Linked DNA regions of Mus musculus: region 2 is linked to region 1. The links are chromatin loops, found by intact Hi-C in ENCODE. Cell type or tissue: left cerebral cortex. All regions are shown on one strand. Links, peaks and the distances in the headings refer to the core of each region. The heading gives the core; the rest is flanking DNA.

Region 1 (10,111 bases), core at 590-8,589:
ACTATAGCCTTTTCTGCCTTCCCTTAAGCTAACTGAATGTGGAGACCAGGAGGTAGGGCTATTTGTCTTTAGTTACTTATGACTTAGGGGTCATCTAGGAGTCAAAGAAAGCCCCAGGTACCCATGATAATTTCCCTTTCCTGGTTCAGTTCTTCAGAGCTCAGAGATCTATCCCGAGCTCAAAGCACCGTTTTGTCTTATATAAAGGCATAGGTTTTTATCCTACCAGATCGAGCCTAGGCAATTGCATGTACATGCCCCCAGTAGTTGTCATATCCCCAAGTCACTAACTGTGCTGGTTAGCACTTTTCTCAATTTAACACAAGCTAGAGTCATTTGGGAAAAGGGAACTTCAACTGAAAATAAAACATGCCTCCATCAGATTGCCTGTAAGCAAGTCTATGGGGGGCACTTTTTGGGCTAATGATTGATAAGGGAGGGTCCAGTCAGATGGAGGCAGACCCACACCTGGGTAAAAGGCCCTGGGTAGTATAAGAAAGCAAGAAGAGCAAGCTATGGGAGCCCAGCCAGTAACCAGCATTTACCCACAATCTTTCCCTCCATTCCTGTCTCCAGTACTGCCCTGCTTGAGTTCCTGCCCCAACTTCCCTTCATGATGAGCCATGACCTGGAAGTTTGTGATGAAATAAACCCCTTTGTCCCCCAAGCTCCTTTGGGTCATGATATTTTATCACAGCATAGAAAGCTAACTAGGCCACTGACTTTGAAATCTTAATCTTTCATTCTAGTCCTTTATCCTACAGTGCTAGCAAGAAGCAGGTAGGGAACAGGCTAGCCCTATTCCCAGTCTACAAATGAAGAACCCATCCCTGATGTCTAGATCAGGGAAGTGGCTGGTATGTGGTCATACTCAGTGGCAGTTAGCATGAGGGTCTGCCTCATGTCTTTCTACTCCAGACTGCTCTAGGGAAAGATAACTTGTCCAGGAGGCTGTGGTTATGCATCAGTTAGGAGTGACTTTGGAGACTGTCTGATTGACTCCTCTGAATGAAATGGGCACCAAGAGGAGACAGGCTCTGGTGGTGGTGGGTGCAGAGCTTAGGCTATTCCCAGCTTCACTCTTGGTTTCCCAGCCATTGGATCAGACAGAACTGCAGTGGCAGGCCACCATCTCCCCACTGCCAAGCCTGCAGGAAATCTCTCCCCTGGTCAGCAGTGCTGACTTGTAGAATGCATGGGGCATTATGGAATCATGGATGATAATGAAAGTGTCAATGACCAAGCTACAAAAAGGGATTCCATGCTGACAGGGCACATCATGGGCATTGTGCTAGGACCAACTGGACTGGCTTCTAAGCTCTCTGTGAAGCCAGTGACCCAACTGTGTCTAGTGGCATCAGATCACCAGGCTAGGGCAGACCTGACCTTTCCAGAGATCTTTCTAGTTTGTAACTAATTCACCCTTAAACCTGGAATCAGCACTACGGATGAGCACTTTTACGGCATAGAGTTGGGCCCTTTTCCCAAATAGCTAGAAATGATTATTTTCTCCTAGGACTTAGTCTATCACCACTTAAGAACTCTTTTCCAGGGCTGGTGATGTAACTCAGTTAGAAGGATGCTCGCTTAATATGCTTAAACCCTGGGATCAGTCATCAGCACCATGTAAAAAGAGGGACAGTACCACACACTTGTATCCACATTCAGAAGGTGGAGGCAGGAAAAAAAATTAAAGTATCTTCTTATATAGATTTATTAAATTAACTGATCCCCAAAGATGATGATATGATAGGCATATATTAGTCATTAGAAGGAGAACCCCGTAAAGAAATTTCTGGAGCTGGAAAGATGGCTTATTGGTTAAGAGCACTTTCAACTTTTTCTGAGGACCTGCATTTGGTTCTCAACACTCATGTGATAACTCACTACCATTCAGTTTCAGAGATTCTGATGTCTTTTTCTAGTTTCTGAAGATACACACACTCCTGTGGCACATGGGCATGCATGCATACAAAATCTCATATACATAAAATGAAATAAAAAAGAATCTTTTAATTTAAAAATGCATTAAAATGATGTTTGGGATAAAACCAAGTCATTGAATCAATCTGATCTCTGGGCCTTTGACTATAGCAATAATTACGCTGAGTCCTTACGACCCACCACATCTGGAGCACCAGCAGTGGTCCATACAAGTCCTTGACATCTGTTATTCTCATCCTCACTGCATCCTTATGAGATGCCCAGGGTTCCAACTTGTCTTTACAACTCATGTCTATTATGTGTCATGCCCACCTCCTACTTCCAAATTCCACTTTCCAAAGCTTTTATTAACAAGACTATTCTGAGCCAACTTACAAATAGTTTAGTATTGTCTGCAAATACATTGGCGTTTAAAGTACATGTGAATGATTCTTAAACATCCAACACTAATTCCTGCTTACTGTCTTTATGCCACCCTGTTTGCTGCGCAGAGACCTTGGTCTCTAGTTGTACCTAAGTAGCTCCAGCCGACTTCCTCTCACACTCTGGCATTCTGTACTTTAACCTTACTCTGTCTTCTTGCTCTGCGGGGACTTCCTACGTGTTTCTATCATTTGAATTCACAGAGAAAAACCAGCACATACTTGAAGGCCCATCAACGTGCTGGTAACCATAGGCGCCAATGGGTACCAAGGGCGGTTTACCTCCTTTGGATGCTGTGTGGCCATTGTGTACTTTAAAAAGTAATATATGCTAATTATATGAAGAGGCGTGATGATGACATGTCTTTGTGTTTGTATAGTGCACTTTCATTGTGCACACACCCCGTTATCCTTTCTGCTCTCATATTCCCTTCCCCTTCCATATCTTCATCCTACATATTACATATGCTTTCAATGACCATATATATTCTTAAATGAGCTCATTCAGAAGAGAGTCAAGGCAAATGTTTCAGGAGATGCTGGTGTGCCCTTTGAATCACCTTCGTGTAAGGAATCCTTCAAGTTGCTAATAAATTTCAACACTCCTAGCTACTCCTCAAAGGACATTGACTTTTTCTGAAAGGATGGGCTTTGGAAAGTCATTTCTCTCTTGGCTTACCAAGCTCCTGTTTTCCCCACAGGGAAAATAGTCTGTGCTCATTTGCAGTCCCCAAAAGACTCCTGTCCTAAAATAGACTCCTGAAACTTCTATCAGCAGCAAAACATTTATTTTGCATATCTAACATTCTGTATTCAGTCTGTGTGATGCTTTACCGTGCCACATCTATCAAAGAAACCATCCTACCACCTGGATCGTGCTGTGCAGCACAAGTTAATATCCCCACAAGAGCTACTGATTTGTGACACAGATTATGCACCACTATAATGTATAATACCAAATATTAAATTTTTGGAAGAAAAATAGTAGCTAATATAGCTATGGCACTGGACTGTCAAACCTCTGTAATGTCACACCATCACTTAATACCTAGTATTGACTAGCTACGCCGTGAATGTATATTGGGATGCAGCTTACTTGGTGGAGTGTTTGCCTAGCATTCACAGTGTTGGAACCCTAAGATCCCATGCTCCAGGCATGCTGGTGTGTGCCTGGAATCTTAGCAGCAGAGAGAAGGAAGCTGAAGGGTGTGTAATTCAAGGCCAGCCACAGCTACATAGTGAATTTGAGCCTAGACTGGGCTCCATGAGACCCTGTCTTAGAAAATAGACATAATTTGGGTTATAAATGTCTGTGTTTATGATGGGTTCAGTGGTTTCCAAATGCTAGAATTTAGACAGGAAGGGAACAGTGCGAGGAGAGAAAATATTCTCCTTCTGCTTGTTGGCTGAACCTCAGCCATTCAGTTAACATATCTTCTGTTTCACCAGGGGTCTTTAGTTACAAGCAACTGAAGTGGATTCTGGTTGATAAATGAAGACAAGAAAGGCACTCACATTGCATTTAGTAGCTTGAAGAATAGTTGAGGAATCTATAGAAGAGGCTTAGGTCATGGACAAGACCAAAAATAAGCTACCAGCCTGGAAAATTCTCAAAAATGCTGTCTTCAAACTTCCTGGTAGGTGCACGTGTTTGGTTAAATTCAGATTGCAGGCCATGCATAGCTTCCAGGAGATCTGGGGAAGCAGGTGTCTGGCATTTCCCCACTTCTGTGATGAGATGTGGCTTGCTCTTCATATGGTTTAAATGTGGGAACCCTCCCAAAGATTGGAAAGGGTTCACCAGTTGGGCAGCTAAAAATAATCTATGTCTGCCTCACTTCCTAACTGGCCTGAACCCAATGTCAGGCATCCTAACTTCCTCCCTTCTTTGACTACTTGATGTACCTGCTTTGACAATCCTCAGTTCTGATTGAGCATAGTCACATGGTAGTGGGTCTCAGATGCTTTAAAACCACTGAGGAAGCACACACAATTGGTCATGAGTCTTTGGTCCTGTAAATTTCATTAATGAAATGACTCTAAGTCCATCTGTAGTTCTCAGCTTGCCATATAGAAATTTAATTCTGTGCATGTGGTCATGAAATCCTCATGCAGATGGTTGCTTAGGGTCCATTTTTTAAAAAAATTATATTTGTCTTCATATATGTCTGGACACCATATGTGTGCAGTGCTCACAGAGGCCAGAAGAGGGCGTCAGATTCCCTGGGACTGGAGTCTCAGAGAGGTGTGAGCTGCCACGTGGGTGCTTGGAATTGGATATGCTCCCCCACCCTTGAAGAGCTACCACTTCTCTTAACTACTGAGCCACCCAAACCCAGAATCCATATTTTAGGGTCCCCCATTGCCCAGAGTTCCTTTCTAAATCATTTCTCCAGTTCCATCAATGTCAATCACTTAGTTGCCAGGCCAACTCGGGCAAAGCTCCCCAGCTGTTCTGTAGAATTCCAACTCACAATTTCTTCTTCCTGTCCCTCCCCATTCCTCCCTCGTTCTCTGCTGCCTTCTGCTTCCATTCCAAGATGGAACTGGCGAGGGATGCTAACAAGAATGCCCTCTGGTCCATCCTGAGAACACCCTGCCTAACGTGCATTTTCCTTTGCTCTAGCGTCTCTCAAGTCTAATATTCCCTTGATAGCCAGGCACTCTACACCCTTTCTAATCTAAAGATCCTTCTCTCTGTTGACCACCTTCCTGTTCCTTCTACACTTCCTAAGATCCGGGAAAGGTTGTTGATGCCCCAGCATACTTTCCACTTTGTATAGTTTCTTATGCCCCCCTAAACAGTTCCTGCTCTGGAGTGACTGCTCTCTGCTCCTCAGTCCTGAAGCCTACAGCTTCTCCTCCGCCTACTTTGTCCTGAACCACACAGAAGCACATGACCCCGATACAATTTCCTGTCCTCTTGCTGTGGCTTTTGGAGTAAGTCCTCCAGTTTTTCCTTCTGCTCTTCGGATCTTCTACTTCATCTGTGTCCTTGGCTGACTTTCTCCCTGGTTTGCGCTCTCATTTTGGCTACTTTCAGCTCTTTAGCCGTGACTAGCAAGGTGATTGCACTGAGAGCACTGTGTCCCAACCCCAATTCTTCTGCTTTTACGTTCAGATCTTTACAAATGGTGGCCCTTGAAGAGTCTCTTAGGCTCCTTTCCTTCCTTACCTCCACTTCCATCTCTCTTTGTGAAAACGAAATGGTGTGAAATATACATAGTATGCAATGCGCTGTTTTAGCCGTTTTACAGTATACAGTTTGGTGACTTTAAGTTCATTCACCCCCTTTGCCGCCATCATTCCTGCCCCCACTCTGACTCCCAAGAATCTGACTGACTCAATATAGGCTAGGCGAGCACTCGACAACTGAGCTGGATTCCTAGCCTCCATCACCCATCTCTCCGTTTGCTGCCTTTTTAATACATAGCTATATGGGAAAGGACTATTTCTTGTTAGCATGTTTTTTTCTTGGGGCCTGTGCTGTCATCACTTCCCGGTCATCAGAGGAGCTTAGTTTAGTGCCTGACCTGAAGCTTGTGGGCTTCCCTCATATTACAGGGGCTCCCATCACCACTTGGCTTTTACGTGGGTGCTGGGAATATAAACTTCAATCCTTATCCTTAATTGCTTTACCCACTGAGTTATCTCCCCATGCTCCTAGCCACAATCATTTTTAAGGATGTCTCTGCCAGGTCATTTGCAATCCTTCTCTTTTTTTCAGATAAGAAAACTGGGGCTCAGAGTGATTTAGTTGTCCAGGAAGACACCCAGGGCTTCAAACTCTGAGCTGTTTCTGTTGGTGTGTCACCAGAAGGGTGACCTATCTGGTGATACGCCCCTGCCCTTGAGGGTACTACTATCTAAAGCACGTGGACAAGACAGCATTTATCTGTTGGAAATGTCCCCAGGTGGAGCCCAAGCATCTGGAGCCAGTTAGAAGGAGCTGGGGATAGTGGGTGGCCGTAGCCGGCCTGTAAGGACACGTGCTGGGGCTTGCGTTCTGCCAAAGGCCCCTTCTGCTGGCATCTTTGCTCAGAGCAGAGGCGCCGCCTGGTCTTGTCTAGACCCAGAGCGTAGCGCGCGCGGCCACCAAGGCGCACCAGCTGTGCGCCCCCCAACCCCCAGCTCACTAATCACAAGCGCCCCAGGTGCCCCACTCGCGAGCGACGGCGGCAGCCACGGGTCCCCCACACCCCAGGGGCGGAGCGAGGCGCGGAGACGTCAGGGCGGGGACCTAGTGCTGCGGAGCGCGCTCTCCCGGAGGCTCCCGGCGGCCCACGTTCCCGGCTGGCGCGGCCGGTGGTGGCGGTGGCGGTTGAGACTGGGATCTTGCAGTTCGCGGCGGCGCTGGGGCGCAGCCAGGCGGCCGCGCCGGTGGAGACGGAGGCTGAGCTCTGAGCCAGCCGTGCGCGCAGCTTTGCCCGCCCCCCCCCCCAGGAGCAGACCCCACGCGCCCTTAGGCTGTCCCCGGGGTCGAGTTGAGCTCCCCACGGGTGCCCTTTTATCTCCTTGGGTGACTACAGCGTGTGTTTTGTTTTTCTTCCTTTTTCCCCTGCCCGTGTGCCCTTCTCCAGGATGGCAGAGGCGGAATTGCACAAGGAGAGGCTGCAAGCCATAGCAGTAAGTCCACTTTTCATTTCATTTTCTTGCTCTATTGTCTGGGGTGGACGGGGACCTGTAGGCTCAGGGCCAGGGACATGCCAGCCTGGTAGCCTCCGGCCCTGTGCTGGGGTGAAAGTCTGTCCAGGCTTAGCGACGCTGCCTTTTGCCTTTTATATGTCTGTAGACTAAACCCCTGGGGGCACACTTGGGACTAGGAAGATTTGAACATGGAAAATTGGCTTAGGAATAAGATGCTTGCTGCCGCGCGCTTTAGGGATAGACTAAACGGTGGTGTGTGTGTGTGTGTGTGTGTGTGTGTGTGTGTGTTGCGGGAACTCCTGGAATATTATTACCCAGTACCCTTAAGCATGTTGCCTTCCAACTCCAGAGAAGGGAGAGAGTGGTGGCCCATGGTGGCTATCTTCCTCTTCCTAGCCAGCTATCCAGCCAGCAGCCACCTGAGTGGTAGAACGTCCCCCAGAATCCAGGAGTGCCCGTTTTCTTCCTCTGTTTGACATTAACAAGGGCTCTGGCACAGGCCACCACCCTAGAAAGGGAAGAGGCGTCTTACAGCTGGGGATTGGAAGTAATATTTCAGGAGAGTCTCTTTCTTATGGGTGTGGATTATCTGAAAACCATTGGCTCGGCATACAAAAGAGCATCCGGCTTTGGCAAAGTTCTGCACTTACAGAGTACTGTACCATGTGCATCTTGGGTTGGGACAAGCGCTGTCTGACACTGCCTCAGTCGGAGAGGCCTTGCTGGTTCTGCCAGTGTTCCACAGATGTGGTTTTCACTGGAGCCACCACAGCTGGATTATATATTTCCTCTGCGGATGAGGGAATGGTTACTGGCGCTCTATGAAATAATGGCAAATTAAAGGAGGTCTGCTAGGATGTTGGCACAAAAGAATCTGCAGACATTCTTTCACCTAAGTACTTTTTCCCCTGTGCTCCAAGAGTTCCCTGGAAACACATAAATTTGTTGGAGAAATACTGTGTAATGTTTTGGAAGCGACTGATGTATGAAAACGTTTTCAAATGCCTTTGGATGGTGGAGTCTTCATTGGCAAAGTGCATGCAGGCCTTTCTCATTTTAGTGACATTTGATGTGGACTCAGTAGCTCAGAGACCCCCTTTCTCAAACTCTTCTGATTATGCCTTAGGGAGAGAGCTGTGCGTATACAACTTGGCTTCTGACGCTGTCTTTGAACTTGATCCTTGGACTCAAGGAAGCTGTTTGTTCCTCTCTTCCCTTTCCACGCAGTGTGTGCACATTTTGATGGTTAATGGAGTTGCTCGCGGATTCTAAAGTCAGTGTCAGGGCAGTGTGGCTGTCTGTCTTGAATTTGCTCCGAATGGTGCCATGAAGCTGGAGGGTGTTTTGTGTCGCTGGATAAAGGGCTGCTTCAACTGTTGACAAGTGTCTGCTCCAGAGAACACTCGAGCACTCCCATGGACTGCTGATGGCCAATTGCAACAGTTGTCGCATTTTCTGCCTCTGCACGACCAGTGTCCCTGCATGCCTGAGGGACAGCTGACTCCACTGAAAGGACTCACTTTCTGAGCACTGTGCCAATAGTAGCTAACACGGGAGCCACCCCTTCCAAGTAGGCTTGAGTAATCTCAGCCACAGCCAAGGTGGTTTTCAAGAATGATCTAGGGGAACCCACAGTGTTCTCTTGAGCAGACAAGAAGGTAAACACCCACCTGTGCCTGTTCAGTTGTGGGACTGAGTTCATCCTGCGAATCTGAGGAGTTGTTGGGGAGTCCCAGGAATGGGGGGATCAACATCTGGTGGGGGAAAATTTTATGTGTTATCACTATGTGTGTGTGTGTGTGTGTGTGTGTGTGTGTGTGAGAGAGAGAGAGAGAGAGAGAGAGAGAGAGAGAGAGAGAGAGAGAGAAGAGAAAGAAGAGAACAGCAATGGTGAACTTGTGGCTACAATCAGTACATAATTTTATGCCACATTTTGGCTTAGTCCGCATGCTTTCCGGATTCAGCAAACTTTGCCTCTCTTGGCCCTTTCCCAGAATTCCCAGGGGGTTCTGAGACACTCACGATCTTTCCCCAAGGCTTAACATGCATGAAGTCCCTCTGGAGATAAAGGGGAAGAGAATAATTCTTCACATCTTCACTTACTTGGGTTCCTGGGTGTTGCTCAGTCTTGTGTCTGAGCCTCAGGTTTTTTTTCTCTATAAAATAGGCCCAGGAGTTTATCTCTGCTTTTGAAGACTAGGAAAGTGAAGCACTTTGGCCCACATTTGCCATGGGGTGATGTTCATGTGGAGGCCTCAGCTCTTGTCTACGCTGCTGAAAAGGCACGGGGCAGCTCTGTTTTCCATTTCAACTCTGAAATCCCTCCCTCTACAGCCCTGACTGGGACCTGAGGGCCCACTCACCTGCTCACTCAGCAGGTTTCTGTGGAGTGTCTCTCCCCTAGGGATTACTAGTGCTGTTGACAGCCAGAGGAAGGTCTTGTCCCTGAATGTTTAGTTTTAAAAGGGGGTGGGTGTCTCATTATGGAGCCCTGTTCGGCCTGGAACACACTATGCAGACTGGCCTGACCTTGAGTTCACAGTGACCCACTTGTCAGCTTCTGGAGTTCTGGGATTAAAAGTGTGTGCCTCCACTCCCAGCCCCAAGCTTAGTGTTTGAAAGGTCAGGTGTCACCCAGGTCACCCAGGATGTCTGCTGCATGATCATCTGTGGGAAGCATCCAGTGTGGGTTACTAACTGGGTATAGTGCCTCAACCGAATCTACTAAGTCAGGCCGGAGACTAATCAAATGCGATTGGAAGGCTCTGTGCCCTATCAAAAGAAGAGCAACTCCATCCTTGGAGAGTGTCTTTCCTCCTTCTTGGCCCTTTCATCTCTAGGAATATTCACACAGCTATCTAGACCTAAGAACCGACAAGTGCTTCTGGCAGCAAAGTGAGTGAGGAGGAGGAATTCAGTGATCACCATTGTCCCTTTAACAAGCCCGGGGGTTAGGTGCGGGTCTCAATTAAACAAGAAGCTGCTCAGAGTCAAGGATGAATTGGGAGAGCACGTGAACAAGTATTGTGAAGGAAACAAGTAGGACAGTGGCCATGACCTCAGTGTGAGACATGGAAACCAGCCTCAAGGCGTGTGGA
Region 2 (10,111 bases), core at 1,035-9,034, 75 kb before region 1:
ATGAACCCTTGTTTCTGACTTCCCTCCTCACGACCGATGTGTGATCCAAATCAGATGACCCTGGACTGTGAGCTCACTCTTTAAGATTTATGGTATTGACATAGGTCTGGTTGAATGTAGAGAGGTAGTCTCATTCCACACCTGGGACACTCTCCAGTTCCAGCTGGGTCACTGTTTGGGTTTTCCCTTCCTGATCCTGTATTCTAAGAAGATTCCAAGAACAACATACATCTACTAAGACCCAGAGTCTCCTGGGCTTCCATTCACCTGGACTCGGCTCTCACAGTACACCACAGGCTTTCTCTTATTTCTGTTTAAAAGGTCTCCAGTGGCCATCTCTAAGCCATTCCTGTTCCCAGGCTCTGGTCTCACCTGCTGAGAGCCAGCAGAGTTAATTCTGTGAAAGCACAGGTGTGAGCATCAGACCTGTATCCACTGTATCCATCTGCAGGACTGTGGTCCAGTTTCCCATCCACTTCTGGAGAATTATAACACTAACACACAGAACATAATTTTTAAGGATTGCAGGAGCCTAATACAGTCACGTGTAAAGAACGTAACCCTGTGACTCTTAGACAGGACTGTGAGTGCCATCAAATGAGTGGGCAAGCTCCTTCATCATTTCCTGAGGACATGAAGTGCCCCCAGTGTATTCTCCTTTAGTTGATCTTAGTTCCCTCATTCCTCTGTTTCCATTTATCCCTATATGTACCTGCAAACCTATGATCGTGGACGCCATTCCTTCCATCCTAGGTTCCACCATCCCCCACAATCTTCTGGCATCTGCTCAGGTGCAAACTTCTCCACATGCTGTCCTTCCATGGATTGCCTTGCCCAGCTCAGCTCTGGGGTCACTGTGTCATCTACACCTTCTGGGCCACCATCATGTTTCCGTTTGTAACAGCTTTCTCTTTCCTTCTGTGGTGACTCATGCCGAGGGTTTCAGAGGCTGTTGAGTGGGATACAATGTTGCTATGTGTCACACATTCTAAAAAGCACCAACAATTGAAGCTAAATACCTTTCCGTGGGAGAACTGCCTAGTTAAGGAAGGTGATATTTGTCCCTTCCTGAATATAGCATGGTAGTGAAGATCACAGATTTTTTTTTTTTGAAGGAAAGCCAAATTACTTAAGTGTGAACCTGTCTTTTGCATGCCTTCAGCTGAATTATTTGAACTCTGAGTACCTCCAGCTTCTTCAAATGAATATAATAGTAGTCATGCCTACCGCATAATGTAACCAAACCAAAGGAACCCTCCAAAACAATAATGACAGAATCGTTCTAACCTCCTGGTCTTTCTGGTTGGCCCTGAGTCCCATCAGGGGAGGAACATGTCATGCCCCGCCCTTGCTTGTGTCCCCTGAGTCCCATCAGGGGAGGAACATGTCATGCCCTGCCCTTGCTTGTGTCTTTCCATCACAAGGTCAAGCCTGTGCAAAGGATTACAGGGAGAGACTTAAAGTCACACTTGAGATGCTTTAATGGCTTGGAAGGTTAGTGCTCTCCCAGAAAATGTCCTCAGGGTTCTATGCAAGATGGAATTAAGACTTTTTAAAAAGGCATCATTTTCAATTTCTAAGAAAAAGAAAAAGCATTTACATATTGGATTTTATGACTTGACTCCATGAGAGGGATGATGATGGTAGTGATGGTAATGATTGTGATGCTGGTAATGGTGGTGATGGTGGTGATGATGATGGTTCATTTGGCTTAGGTTTCCTTGCATGCTCACAGCCAAGCTTGAAAACCAGTTTATTACCCTTGCAAATTAAAATGGCTACACTCAGGACTATCGACAAGAGCAGATGCTGGCAAAGATGTGGGGAAACGGGAACGCGGTCTTACATTATTGAAAAGGGAAAAGGACGCAGCCACTTTGAAAAGCCATTTGGCAGTTACTCAAAGCAATAAACCCAGAGTGGCCTAACAACCTAGCAAGTCAATTACTACATCTCTTCTCAAAAGAAATGAAAACTTATGTGCCCCTAAATGGTCTACAGATGTTTATGGCAACCTTATCTACAAGAGTAAAAAAGCAGATCCAATACCAGTGTCCATCAGTGGATGATACGGAACACTTTAACTATGATAAAAGCTGTTGAAAAGTAACACTTAAATAGGTGAACTTTGTTGTGTGTAAAACTATATCTGAAGAAAGGCTTTTTTTTTTTTTTTTGAACTTTTGAAAGTAGGACTGTATGTTTGGTCATTCATAGCCTTCTCCTTTCTTTTCTTCCTTTACTTTTTTTTTCCAGCTAGGATCTTGATATGCAGTCTAGGCTAACATAAAACCCACAATCCTCCCGTCTCAGCTTCTCCAGCACTGCCTTACAGATGTGTGCTCGAGTGTCCAGCTTTTAAATTGCCATTTCCTGTCTTTTTCTTCCTCCCTTTCTCTCTCTCTCTCTCTCTCTTTCTTTCTTTCGATTTATTTATTTATAAGTACACTGTAGCTGTCTTCAGACACACCAGAAGAAGGTATCAGATCCCATTACAGATGGTTGTGAGCCACCATGTGTTTTTTGGGATTCGAACTCATGACCTCTGGAAGAGTAGTCAGTACTCTTAACCGCTGAGCCATCTCTCCAGCCCATTTCTCTTCTTTCTTAACACATGGCCTCCGTTTCCAATCAGTGATACTCCTGGAGTGTTGGTCACATGTCTGGTGACCTTTCAGTCCATGTCCATGGAATGTGGGAAAATTCCCCATTCATCAGTCTTGGGGGGATACAGCGTAGACCTCTGCCTTGGACTGAACATGAACCCGTGAATCCTGGTAACCTGTCAGTGTGATCATGCTGAGGAGGAGGGCAGAGATGGAATTAAGATTAGTGCTCCTATGAGAAGTTGAGGCAGCCTTTGGCCCTCTTTTTGCCTGTGTGCCATGTAAGGATATTGTAGGAAGCCTCACTAGGCATGCTGATGCATGTCTATAATCCCAGCACTTGGGAGGCAGGAGAATCAGGAGTTCTCAACTAACCTTTGCTACATAGCAAGTTCAAGGCCAGTCTGGGCTACATGATAACCTATCTCGAAAGCAAAACCTAAAACAGAAAAGAAGGCCTTTGCCACCCACAAAGTGCCAGAATATTGATCTTGGACCTCACCCTCTAGAACGATGAGAGATTCTGTTACTTATAAATTTCCCAGACTTTGGTATCTTTTTATCATATAAACTGACCAGAGAGGTTTTCATCTGAGAAACGGAAAACACTGGAAAATTGCTTGCAGCTGGATTGGAGACGCTGATCTCAATGCAGGTTTGGACAACCTACCCCAGACCTAGAGTCAGGTGCTCAGGACAAAGAAGTGCAGACAGAGTTCTAATGACAGGTGAGCAGTGGCCACAGGCAGTGTTTTTCAGGGACAGCATTGTCTGTAATCAGGCAACGAATGTGTCACAAGGGCTGCCCCTCTGTGCCCAATAGCAGGAGATCTCATTCTGAGCATGCGTCAGATTGTGATCAAATGCTGTTTAGGCTCCTAGCAGCTCCTGCTGGTTTTCACAATGTGGCTCTTCAACCTCCCTGATGATTGTGTGAACCGGTTACTATCTTTCCACTCAATTCCCTTCCTTCTGTCAGTGTCTCTGTTTGCTAAGCGTCCTGCTTGATGTGGTTGGTGCATTGAGGTGACTGCATCTCAAACTGTCTCCAGCTCTCCAGGCATTGTAAGCCATATGCTTGTGATTGCTCTGTGCCATCCATGATCTCATTTATCCCTCAGAATAGCTTAGGGACTTAGATGCGGAAGAAATAGCCTCATGGGAATGAAGACTCAGACCCAAGGGAAGTCTCGTGTGCTTCCGGTTGGATCTCTTTGGCTTTTTCTCCATCTTCCTTGGTATCCTATCTAATTGCCCATTAGTTGCAGTTAGGAAGCCCTCACCCTCTCCTCCTCCCCACCTTCTCCACTCTCTCTTCTTCCTTTAAACCATCACGAGCTTCGCTGTCAGGTTTTTCATACAAGTATTATTAGTTTCCCTGTGCAACAGTCTCCAGCCACTTTCTGTTGTCTAGGTGACCACACTCCAGGAAGATACCGGTTGCTGATATCTAACGCTGCTCTCTCCTCTGCTTCTGTCTATTCCTAACTCAAAACAAGTCTATCCCATGCCAAAAGGTCTGTTTTCTGTTAGTCTGACTGAATTTACTACAGACAGTAGGCCTTCAATAAATATCCTTAATCTAGAGACAGACTGAAGACAAAATATTGAATTCATTCCTCATGTTTCCATCATAAACTCCAAATTCTATGGCCACGATGATTGGGGGAGCAATAAAACAAGCATCGAGCATCATATGGCAAAATGTATTGGAATGTGGTATTCTTGGCAGAAGCTCATCTCAGAGTGGAAAATGTTTGCTAAGTATAAACACCACAAAGACATGTGCGCCATCTAGCCTTTATTATTAGTCACTGGGATTTTTATTTAGCAACTGAAAACTTTGTGAGACTATTCAATTCCCGGAATGGAATTTAGGGTTGCTTTCTGAAACCAGTCCAGCCCAGCCTTTGTGCACATGAGCATTCTTAGAAAGCCTCTGAATGTCTATTCTTATGCATTTCAACTGGTGGTGAGAGGCTCCAAAATAAAGTCACCGAAGAGACTCTGCTTGCTTCCTACTTCGGTGGCACTGGAAAGTTCCCAAAGGTCTCCTTTGTTTCTATTGCCAGACCAGGTTATTTGAGGTCCACGCTTAGGACAAAGTCAGGAATGGTGTAAATCAAGATGAAGCAATGAGGATTGGAAGGAGGAGGCTGAGGACTGGACCATGCCTGCCAAAGATAGATCAAGGAAGCAAGGGGAATTATGCAGGGCAGGTTAGATGTGACAAGGTCACCCATAGTGGGTACTTGAGCTTGTGGAGGGGCTGAGCTGTGAGGCCTTGACTAGCTTCTGCATTGCAATTCTTTTCTTCCTTCAGTAGGATTACCATGGACCAAAGAGACCCTGCCCAAGGGAAAAATCTATTCCACCTCCAGGTGTTCTGACATGTCTGTTTTGTTGTGTCTGGTCCTGAATTTCAGCATGGAGTGTGATTCTCTGTGAGAATGTCCTGTTAAATCCTGGGTGAAATCCAGCCAGTTGCTTACACATGCTTCACCTCTTCTGGTTTCGTACTGCCACCCATGTGACCTTCATAAGAACGCTACCATTCTGTTCTTGCTGCTTTGACCTTTGAGCCCATTGAGCAACTTGATCATCTACTTGACCACCAGAGCTACTGCCCTTACTCAGGTGTGTCTTTACATCAGTATAATTCCATTTCTACCTCTTGTCAAGTGGAGCCTGTGTCTTTCAAGGACTGTCAGCCACATCCTTGGGCAAAGGCCTGGATAGAATGAAGGAGCCAAAAAGCCTGAAATACTGGGTTGCAGAAGTTGTGGAATGCAGCACCCACAGGTGCCTTTGTGCCAAAGAGAAAAACACATCTTGCTGGGATAAAACAGTTCAAAGTATTTTCTTCATTATTGGTCTGAGAGGAGGCCCTCTAAAAGACACATGCCGGTCCTCATAGTCAGTACTGGTAAATGTGATCTTACTTGGAAAAAAATGGATCTTTGTAGATGCAATTAAGGATCTTAAAGCAAGATCACTCTAGATTGCCCTAATTCAGTGACAACCATCCTTATAAAAAGAAGAGAGATAACTATAAGACAGGGGTGGAAGCAGAGACTGCAATGACTAGAGATGTCATAACTTTCCATAGCTCTCAGGAGCAAGGCTTCCTGAAGGTTCTCCCTCAGAACCTCTGAAGGAAGCCGCCTTGTTGACCTTGAAGTTTTGGTTGTGAAATCCCCAGAACTGTCAGGACAGATGTCTTGTTGCCTTAAGTCACTTTTCAGTGACTGGGAACAAGAGATCTAGGAAAGTAATTCATAATCAGCAGGTAGACTCGACTTCCTGGCAGCATGACTGCAAGCTTTGAGCCTCTTCCTGTCTCCTAGGAACACCACTCAGCAAGGCTTTGATGGAAGCCAAAGACCCAGAGCACAAATCCACACAAAGAATTACAGAGAGTCAGGGTATAATAATAAAAATGATTGGATTTTAGAGATAGAAGAAGGCTGAGAGTCAGTAGAACTAAGTATTTTCTCAATTGAAAGATGGAAGGAAGGAGATGATACTTATCAATGAACCTGTTGAGAGTTATTCTGTTAACTTCACTGTCTCACCGGCAGACTTATATGATGACATACATGTCTTCCTTAGATATATATTTCCTTTCTTCTCCTCCTCACTCTGGGTAACCAGTATGAGCACTGTAAAGAGCAAGAAAGCCGTTTAAACTCATGCTGGCAGCCCATTTCAGCTCAGGGATGTTTGGTGCCTCTTGGAACAGCAGCGAGCAGTAACTGCACTGTCTCATCAGACCTTGCTCAAGAGAAGTCCATACTTCCTCTTCAAGAGTGGCAACAGCTAAGCAGAGCTTCAGTTTGTAGCCACTGCTCCCTGTATTGGTTATGCTTTTCTTGCTATGACAGAATGCCCGATGAAACGTAGCTTTGAAGAAGAAAGTTTTATTTTGACTTATAGTGCCAGGGGGGAATGAGTCCACCACGGTGGAGAAGCCAGCAGGCCTAGAGGAACACTTGTCATGCATGACATTTCATCCACACCTGGGAAGCAGAGAGAGAAAGTAAAAAGTAGGGTAAAGCTAGACAATCTCAAAGTTGATGTTCTTTCTCCAGCAAGACTCCACACCCTAAAGGGTCAACAAGCTTCTCAAAAAGCGCCACCTTCTGGACAGGATGTTCTACTACACAGAGAACACATCTAGGTGCTTTCTTATGGGGAGCAACCCATCTCATTCAAACACCTTCGGAGCATTGCCACAATTTGAGATCCTTGCACCTTGGCTTTGCACATAGAACTTAGGATGTGCAAATCTAGTCTAAGACATTTTCATAAGGAACACAAGTACTGTATTTGTCACGCCAGCCTCAGCTGGAATTTAGGCAGGAGAGGGGCTCCTTTACTTCAGGATGCTCATATTTGGGTGTTATTGTCTTTGGCAGACAAAGTGAATGAATTTCTTCTCATTAAAAAACAAAACAAAGTATGTGAGGGGGTTGGTGGTGGCTCCTTGTGTTAAAGAAAATTGAATTCACATGTATCCAAATGGAGTCTTACTGGCCACCCAGAGCTCGAGAGCATCTCTGTGTTCTGAACCTAAAAGTGCGTAGTGTTCCGAAATGCTATTAATCTATACTTGTAAACTGTTCATTAGGTCATACTTTGGTGTTAGGTGATAGCTATTTGATGGGTGATATTAAGCCTGTTTTCCCAAGCTTATTCCAGTGTGATGTTGTGGGTGCATAGTGTGCATCTCTAAATGAGAGGTTGGGGGTGAGGGTGGGAGGTGGGGAGATGCCCAGAGAAGAAAGGTCATATCCTGTATTCTCATGAAAGTTGTCTTCTGAGAACTTGTGCTTTGCCTTACAGCCAAGGGATGTTGCCCAGCGAGCTGAGAATGTATTGGATTTCCCAGAGGATTCTGAGTCCCCTTGTATGCTGCATCATCAGGGTTCTTAGTGAGATGATGCTCAGAGGATATGATTATTAACGAATCATGTAATTTGTGTAATTGTTAATGAAGACTTGCTCCAAACGAGTGATGATTTACAGAATTACCCCCACGGCAGATGCCTGTCCCAGGTGCCTGCTTGGATGTGCATGCATGGATGTAAGCAACTCGCATAAAAAGTCAGATTTAGGGACTGGAGAGATGACTCAGAGGTTAAGAGTACTTGATGCTCTTCCAGAGGATCCAGTTTGATTCTCAGCACTTCCATGGCTGCTCACAACTACCTGCAACTCCCACTCCAGGAAATCAGACATGCTTTGCTGGCCTCTGCAGGGTCTAGGCGTGCACGGGGTCCATAGACATATATGCAGGCAAAGATATCTGTATGTATTAACACATTAAAAAGAAAATGCAGGTTTTAAAGAACCGAGCTGTGCATTTTGAAGAGATGCCTGTGCTTTGAAAGCGTGAACTTGGTCAGCCGAGAAAGCAGAAATAAGATGAGAATCTTTTCTATCTTTGTGTTCCCTTTCTGTATTACCAAGTCCTCCATTGCTTAAGAGGTAGTTAGATAAAGATGCTGAGGGACTTGATAAAGCATTATCTGCATGCTGTCCTGCAGTCAGTGGTAACGGCTATTGACAAAGGGGAAAAATAATTTTAGAGTCTTTTGCTGATACTCAAATCGTAGTTCAACACATTTCTTAGCTGGAAGGCTGTTTTATCCCTATCCAAGGTGCTGGGGATAGACTTACGGAATGAATTTTCCTGGTCTCCAGAAGCTTGTCAGCAGTCCAGTGACATGTTTTTTCAAATAATTCAACTAGTCGGGTCCATCTGGAAATCATTGTTTTGATGCCTCCTGTCTGTCTTTCATGTGAGCCTCCCTCTTTCAAAGGCTGAAGAAAAACTGGGGTGTCCCAAAGTAGTATATAATACCCCGCTGACATTCAAACAAGTCAGCGGCTTCTTTGGAGACATGGGAGCCAAAGGGGGCTCAGGAGCCTGGAGTCATGGAATGTTGGGCTCAGAAGGTCTTGTGGGCCCCTTTACCCACATCCTTAGTCGGGGAGATAGCCTCTGTGGATTCCAGTCTAGGTGGTCTCCAGCTGTGGTCTCTGCACCCTCAAAGGAAAGGACGCTTCCTGCTTCCTCAGGCAGCTGCTCTCAAGGACAGTTCTGTTGAGCTGGAAAACACTTACCGTAACATTTGATCTTAGTTCTGCTTGCTAAAGGAATGAAGAATCAATCTTTCTCTGATGGGCTGTATAGTCGAGACAAGGGAATGGAGATATTCGGTTTGATTCCACTTAAGTATCCAGGCAATTCAGAACTGGCTCTCCATCTTTAAGATGGAGATCAGAACCTCTGCCACCTGGTCTGTTGTGGCATAGAGAACACATGTGTTTTAGCCATCTGTCATGGGGCTTGGCACATGGTGGGCAACTATTGAATAGTCTCCTCCTCCTTCTACTTGGAAGCTCTTCAAATACTCAAAGACAGCACGTCGCCTTCCTTTGGGGTTCTCTTTTCCTGCGCTTCTCTACTGTGGATCAAAGGGATGGAAGCAAGGGCGGGGGGACTGAGAAATATCTAAGCCAGGGTGTCCTAACGTGTTGGTATCAACAGGTGGTGGGAAAGATTATTTTTAGACAGACTGGTCATTTATAATTACACTTAAACCTATCTAAAGGATACATCTCACAGCTGTCTTATTATAGTGGGAGACACTATTTTCCTATAAGAGTAATATAAAGTCCACTTTAAGAATAAGCTTATTTAAGAATAAAGGCAAATCTAGTTGGTCATCAGTGGAAGGAGATATCCTTGGTCCTGTGAAGGCCCGATGCCCCAGTGCAGGGGAATGCCAGGGCCAAGAAGCAGGAGTGGGTGGGTTGGTGATCAGGGGAGTGGGAGGAGATAGGAGGTTTTTGGAGGGGAAACCAGGAAGGGGATAACATTTGAAATGTAAATAAAGAAAAAAAAAATAAAGGCGAATCAAGCACAGAAAAAGAACTCTCACTGGTGCCCTGTTTAAAATCAAACGAACCTCCAAGAAACCCAAACCTGATTTCAGGATCTTATTAGCAAGTCCAGTTGAAAAGGCTACCAATGATAGGAGATGCCGGAAAGGCGAACCGTAGAAGATGATCCACAGTGGCCAAAGGGCCGGGAAGAGGATGGAGGGATGAAGGGTGCAACACGGGATTTTTAGAGCAGCAAAGCGACTGTATGATCCTGTAATGTTACATGTTTTTGCATATCAAGAATTTCAAACCCCATTGAATGCACAGCAGAGTTAACTCTGTTACGAGCCGTGGATTTCAGTTAACAATGTATTGATATTGACTGATAAATTCTAATAAGATATTAGTAACAAGAGACGCTGGAGAAGGGTATGAAAATTTGGTACTTTCTATTCAATTTTTCTGCAAGTCTAAAATGTTTACAAATGTCTACTAATAATTACATATACATATTATATATACATATACATACATACATACATACATACATAGTAATCAATCCAAACAGTCCAATTATTTATTTACTACCCTTCAGGAAACCTTTCCTAATG

Evidence for each region. Hi-C counts contacts between places; a loop is a spot of excess contacts. Peaks named below come from ENCODE experiments on the same cell type or tissue, not always from the same donor. Only the 100,000 strongest peaks of a DNase experiment are listed, where the experiment ranks them.
Region 2: a loop joins it to region 1, with 2.1 times the contacts of the local background. A loop is called at or near these places in 2 of 42 quality-filtered maps.

Annotation. Positions count from the first base shown.
Region 1 is chr4:57,561,424-57,571,534 of GRCm38, forward strand. Pakap (paralemmin A kinase anchor protein) reads left to right here and starts at 6,407. Exons shown (of 11, transcript NM_001384150.1): 1 at 6,407-6,520; 2 at 6,947-6,992. The coding sequence starts at 6,948. In left cerebral cortex, for the core only: a CTCF peak has its summit at 4,568 (motif pointing right); a DNase peak (open chromatin) is centred at 6,644; H3K4me3 peaks cover 1,029 bases; H3K27ac peaks cover 574 bases.
Region 2 is chr4:57,485,637-57,495,747 of GRCm38, forward strand. It overlaps a transcript of Pakap not described here. Among named protein-coding and RNA genes, the nearest start is that of Pakap, 77 kb to the right of the region's middle. In left cerebral cortex, for the core only: CTCF peaks have their summits at 4,438 and 6,750 (motif pointing left); DNase peaks (open chromatin) are centred at 3,485 and 4,408.